Linked DNA regions of Homo sapiens: region 2 is linked to region 1. A link is an interaction called in ENCODE POLR2A ChIA-PET data of the cell type or tissue named here. Cell type or tissue: OCI-LY7. All regions are shown on one strand. Each heading gives the region's core, and the rest is flanking DNA. Links, peaks and the distances in the headings are about the cores only. Region 1 overlaps RAB10 (RAB10, member RAS oncogene family). Region 2 overlaps HADHB (hydroxyacyl-CoA dehydrogenase trifunctional multienzyme complex subunit beta).

Region 1 (2,909 bases), core at 102-2,601:
AAAAGAGGCAGACTACCACTAGTCATCTTGTTAGATTTAATCATGTGTTAAAATGTGATAGCTGTTTACAATGCACATCTCACATGACTACTGTGTAAGACCTTGTCAGAAGTTAGAAACACCAATTCAATGTCTGTGAAACCATCAATACTTATTTTGATGCAACTTTGTTAAAAATGTAAAGTCTAAGACAGTAGATTTGTACACGATGTTTGGAAACACCAATCATAAATGAAGACTTGAGGTCAAACAGACTTATGGTCACCATACTTGCAGCAGAATTTGCTGGGGGGTTGATATATGTTCATCAAGTAAACAGAAACATCAAACCAGAGTAGTTCTCTAGTTAGTAAAATGAGAATAAACAGGTTATTAATTAATCTATTTCAGAGGATGGTCAGGTGGCCTAGAGAATGCTGTCCTGGGGAAATGACATTTATACTGCTACATGAGATATGATTAGAAGTTAGGTAGAAGAACATCATTCCAGGCAGAGGAAGTGGGCACAAAAAGGTCCTTAGTAAAGGAGCTTTTTGAGTTCAAAGAACTGAAAGATGATGTGTGTTGCAAATGTGACTTGTGAGGCTAGCAGAAGCAATAGATGTTGAAGACGTGGGTTTGAGCCAGATTGTGCAGAGCCTGGTAGTCCATGCTAAGGATTCGAATTCCATGGAAGGTTTGAGCAGGGATGTGACATGGTTAGATTCAATTTTTAAAAGATGGTTGGCCCAGAAAATGTGGAAAATGGATTGGAGTTGGAATTTTCTAATTAAAGACTTATCAAAGATGTGTTTAAACTCTTACTGTATACTATTTAATCTTTAAGGATTATGAGCGATTATATGTGAAAATACCTGTCAGTGACTGTGACAGTGAGCCTTTAATTTTTTTTTTGAGGTGATCTTTTTAGTGCCAAATACATCAGACAATCCTGAGCCAAGAGACAGAGTTCTGATCATAGTTAATTTGGTTTGTGAGCTTGAGCAAGTCATTTAAACTCTGAGCCTCTTTCTTTATCTGTAAATTGGGCGTGTTTGAGAAATGTGTGCTTAACTTTAATTGTGTTAATCGCTTAACTCTGGTTAACATATGGGCTGAGTCTTGCTGAGTCATTTCCTCAGACGTTGTGGGCAAGGCTTAAAACCAGCTAAGCAAATTTAGTGATGACACATTTTACCTCTTCTGTAGAAGTCAGATGAAAGAGCTGTTTCAAAAATGTTTCACTTATTGTTTTCATGCAGATTATCTCTTCGTGGGGGAGAGAATACAGTACACATAGCTCAGGAACTACTGATGCACTGCCTTCCATTTTAGTGGCAGTTTGAATTTAAGAATTTCTAGTTTGTCTTAAGCTTTTCTGTAATCTCTCACATATATATTCTTAATTTCAACTGATAATTTCTTTCTTAATGTCTAATATAGCCTATTTGCCCTCTGAACAGCATTGAGATGCTTTGAAATTTTAATGCCCAAAAAGTTGGCTTTGGTAAGGTGGTTTTCATTTCTGCAGTAGAACCATGGTTGAGGCTAATGGTCCCATCAGCATTAGCAGGCCTTTGGCTAGTTGCACAGTAAACTGCATGTTTCCCACTAGTAAAAGAGATAACCCCAACAGTTTTAGGATTAATGCTGAGTTGTAGTGTTCTTTGGGATTTACAGATTTTTTTCTATAATTTAAACTTTTTGAGACATATCCTGAGGATAATAGAAGGGCATTTAAAAAAACTTCAACTGGCTGGGCTTGGTGGCTCACACCTGTAATCCCAGCACTGTGGGAGGATCACAAGGTCAGGAGTTTGAGACCAGCCTGGCCAATGTGGTGAAACCCTGTCTCTACTAAAAATACAAAAATTAGCTGGGCATGGTGGTGGGCGCCTGTAATCCCAGCAACTTGGGAGGCTGAGGCAGGAGAATCACTTGAACCCAGGAAGTGGAGGTTGCAGTGAGCCCAGATCGCACCACTGCACTCCAGTCTGGGCGGCAGAGCGAGACTCTGCCCCCCTACCCCCCAAAAAAAAAGAAAAAAGGAAAAACAACTACTCAGATACTTTTTTTTTTGAGATGGGGTCTCACTCTGTTGCCCCGGCTGGAGAGCAGTGGCATGATCTCATCTCACTGCAGCCTTCACCTCTCAGGTTTAAGTGATTCTTCTGCCTCAGCCTCCCAAGTAGCTGGGACTACAGGCACGTGCCACCATGCCCCACTAATTTTTGTGTTTTTAATAGAGATGAGGTTTCGCCATGGTTGGCCAGGCTGCTCTCGAGCTCCTGACCTCAAGTGATCTGCCCTCCCCGGCTTCCCAAAGTGCTGGGATTACAGGCGTGAGCCATCGCACCTGGCCTCCGATACTTTTGACAATAATCTTGGTTTGGGGGAGGTGTGTGTGTGTCAGTCTTAGATTTATATTCACTCTGCATTGTGTTATATTGAGCTATAATGGATGTGCAGCTACACGAATTCTTCTAGAGATCCTTGGACTTGAAATTATGCGTCCTTGGCTTTATCACAGGATGTGGCCTTCTTGGCCTCAGTTTTTCAGAGTAGAGAATTTGCTTTTGGCTTTTCTAGGACGTGTGCAGATGAGAACTTGCTACAGGCAGATATGCTTGAGAGCTCAAAAGGAAATGGTGGGAAAAGACTAGATTAAATCAAGTAGTTGTGTGATTTCAGTGAAGTAGTATTAAATCTGGTTTTATCTGTTTTTCACCTGTTTTAAAACATAGGTACATTTTCACAGTCACTTAAAGTGACTATCTTTTTGAACCTCAAGGATTTTTTTATTCTCGGAATTGAGTTTTGTTCGTTTCATCATACTTAAAATAGTTTAAGAAAAATTTTAGAGTACTGTTTTCCTTCTTGTGAACCTTGTACAATATTATGAAGAGGGCAAGCTATGTAGGTAACTATTA
Region 2 (2,909 bases), core at 268-2,767, 190 kb after region 1:
CTCTTCGCTTCTCTTTTTAGGCTCTTCTGTGTAGAGCAGGGCCAAAGCAGCCCTAACTAAGGCCCACAACGTTAAAGATGTTACTGGGACCTGTTGCCCTTGTGCATGATGTCATTTAAGATTTCTTCCCACTTGTGGCTGGGCGTGATGGCTCACACCTGTAATCCCAGCACTTTGGGAGGCTGAGGCAGGCGGATCACGAGGTCAAGAGATGGAGACCATCCTGGCAAACACAGTGAAACCCTGTCTCTACTAAAAATACAAAAAATTAGCCGGGCGTGGTGGCGGGCGCCTGTAATCCCAGCTACTTGGGAGGCTGAGGCAGAAGCATGGTGTGAACCCTGGAGGCAGAGCTTGCAGTGAGCCGAGATCGTGCCACTGTACTCTAGCCTGGGGACAGAGCAAGACTCTGTCTCAAAAAAAAAAAGATTTCTTCCAACTTGTTCCCAGAACTCTAGGTCTAGTGTGCCTTCTTCTGGGAACCGTGGGTTATGGAAAACAACAGTTTGCATTAGGTCCCTTAACTGAGCCTCCGAAACGGAGGCTGTGCTAGCTTCAAGCAGCTGTTTCAATACTTTTATGTACTGTTGCTGTTGAGCTGATAACTCAAGTCCCATTGTTACGGGTGGGCCTTTGTTCTTAGAGCTCCCAAGATGGGGCAGGCGGCTCCCAAGATGGCGGCAAGCCTTTTTTTCTCTGACCTGAGGCTCTTGGCCTCATGGATTCCAAGGAATGGAACCTTGGGCCATGCAGTGAGTGTTATAGCTCTATTAGAAGCCATGGGTCATGGAAGAGAATCGTGGAACCCAGCGACTAGCGTTGAGCTCGATTAGGACGAACCTGGGCACTTGGCCGCACAGAAACAATGGCGAGCCTCTAGCCCAAACAGGAATGGCACTGGGTGCCTCGCTGGATCAGAAACGCAGCGGACACCCTGCCAGATCCGAGGGGTGGAAGTCAACAGCGGGTCTGCGACAGTGGCGAACAGCGGGTCTGTGACAGTGGCGAACAGCAGTGGTGGAAGGTGAGCAAAAGCTCAGCTCGAGCCAGAACAAACATGGACCAGAAGAGTGTGCAGTTGCAAGATTTAATAAAGTGAAAACAGAGCTGCTATACAAGGGTAGGGGATCCAAAGGGGGTTGCCCCTCCTTGCTCAAATGCCTGGGGTTTATATCCCAATCATTGTCGCTCCCCCTGTGCTCTCAGATGATAGATGATTTGAGTATTTCTTTACCTCCTGCTTTTAACCTAATTGATATTTTAGTGAGCCTTCTTTACCACCTGATTGGTCGAGTGTGAGCTGAGTTACAAGCCCCGTGTTTAAAGGTGGGTGCAGTCACCTTCCCCAGCTAGGCTTAGGAATTCTTAGTCGGCCTAGGAAATCCAGCTAGTCCTGCCTCTCACCATGATGAAACCCTCTCACCATGATGAAACCCTAGCTTGAACATCATGTCCCATGATGAAACCCTAGCTTGAAAATCCCCTCGAACTTGGAAATCCTGAGTGGGCACCAATTACTTACTGCACGGTCACTTCACTTTCATTTTCAAGGGTTCTGTCGTGATCCATTGCAGCATGTCTCACACGGGGCACCACCTGCCGGGTCTGTCCCACAGACCCTGGCTGACTGACAGATGAAATGAGTACTCAGACACAGGTATGCAGTGTAAGAGCAGCTAGGGGTCTGCCTGGCTCTAGTGGCCAAAGTGCAGCAGCCCTGAGAAGCTGGAGCTCCTTGCTTTTATTCAGTGTAGGCACAGTGATGAAAGCCTGGAGCAAACACAATCTGTGGGTAATTAACGTTTATTTCTCCCCTTCCAGGAACGTCTTGCATGGATGATCAAAGATCAGCTCCTGGTCAACATAAATAAGCTAGTTTAAGATACGTTCCCCTACACTCCCTTGTACCTACTCCTTGCCCTCTGCCTCAGGGTTATAGAACAGCTGCCTTCAGCTATTCTCCCCCAGGGCTCTGCAGAACCTTCTGACCTTTTAGAAGGCCTGCATCTTTCCCTATAGTTTCTCCCACCACTCCGACTGATCTCCTACATATAATAATGAATATTTTTTAAATGTGCCTTGTAGAGTTAGTTTAATTACTTTATAATATGCTAAATTATTTGGAATGGCCAGTGTGCCCTAGAGGTTGCCCAGAGGTTTAGAGGCAGGAATCATCAGTAACTGTAGTTATCAGGGAAGGCTTTACTAGGAGGTAGAATGTGAACGAGGCCCAAGAGACAGGTAAGAATTCGATGGGCAAAAAAGGGGCCAGGCAGATGGGAGGTCCATAAGTAAAGGCAAGGAGGCTGACCTGAGCAAAGCTGTAAAGGACTGGGGGCTGGCTCATCTTGTTCTATTTTGAGAAGTAGTGGAAAATACTTAAGGTGGAACCGAGTAAAACAAGCTATTTGTTAGAAGAGTTAAGAATTTGAATTTTATCTGAAAGTATATAAAAGGAATATATGGTCAGTTTTTTCTGGTTTTTTTTTTTTTTTTTTGAGGCAGAGTCTTGCTCTGTCACCCAGGCTGGAGTGCAGTGGCATGATCTCAGCTTACGGCAACCTCCACCTCCTGTGTTCAAGCCATTCTCCTGCCTCAGCCTCCCCAGTAGCTGGGATTATAGGAGCGTACCACCGTGCCCAGCTAATTTTTGTATTTTTAGTAGAGACGGGGTTTCACCATGTTGGCCAGGCTGGTCTTGAACTCCTGACCTCAAATGATCTGCCTGCCTCAGCCTCCCAAAGCGGTGAGATTACAGCGTGAGCCAGCACGCCTGGCTTGGTTAGTTTTTAAAATGTGGAATGACATGATGGTGTACCATTCGACCTGTCACCTGCAAGGTCAGTCATGAATAGTGTGCAAATCTTCAAATTTAGTGACCTGTTTTCTGTCTGCTCAAATAAGGATTT

Evidence for each region. ChIA-PET counts read pairs that join two places held together with the same protein. Peaks named below come from ENCODE experiments on the same cell type or tissue, not always from the same donor. Only the 100,000 strongest peaks of a DNase experiment are listed, where the experiment ranks them.
Region 2: POLR2A ChIA-PET joins it to region 1 with 5 read pairs; 5 of 35 experiments call an interaction of 5 or more read pairs at or near these places.

Annotation. Positions count from the first base shown.
Region 1 is chr2:26,067,666-26,070,574 of GRCh38, forward strand. All of the region lies in intron 1 of RAB10 (RAB10, member RAS oncogene family), which reads left to right. It overlaps LOC105374333 (a long non-coding RNA gene), which reads left to right. Exons shown (of 2, transcript XR_939851.3): 1 at 1-2,909. Among named protein-coding and RNA genes, the nearest start is that of RAB10, 35 kb to the left of the region's middle. RefSeq lists an enhancer at 1,033-1,082. In OCI-LY7, for the core only: no CTCF peak of the experiment used is centred there; a DNase peak (open chromatin) is centred at 1,126; H3K4me3 peaks cover 1,094 bases; H3K27ac peaks cover 1,599 bases.
Region 2 is chr2:26,257,602-26,260,510 of GRCh38, forward strand. All of the region lies in intron 3 of HADHB (hydroxyacyl-CoA dehydrogenase trifunctional multienzyme complex subunit beta), which reads left to right. Among named protein-coding and RNA genes, the nearest start is that of HADHB, 14 kb to the left of the region's middle. In OCI-LY7, for the core only: no CTCF peak of the experiment used is centred there; no DNase peak of the experiment used is centred there.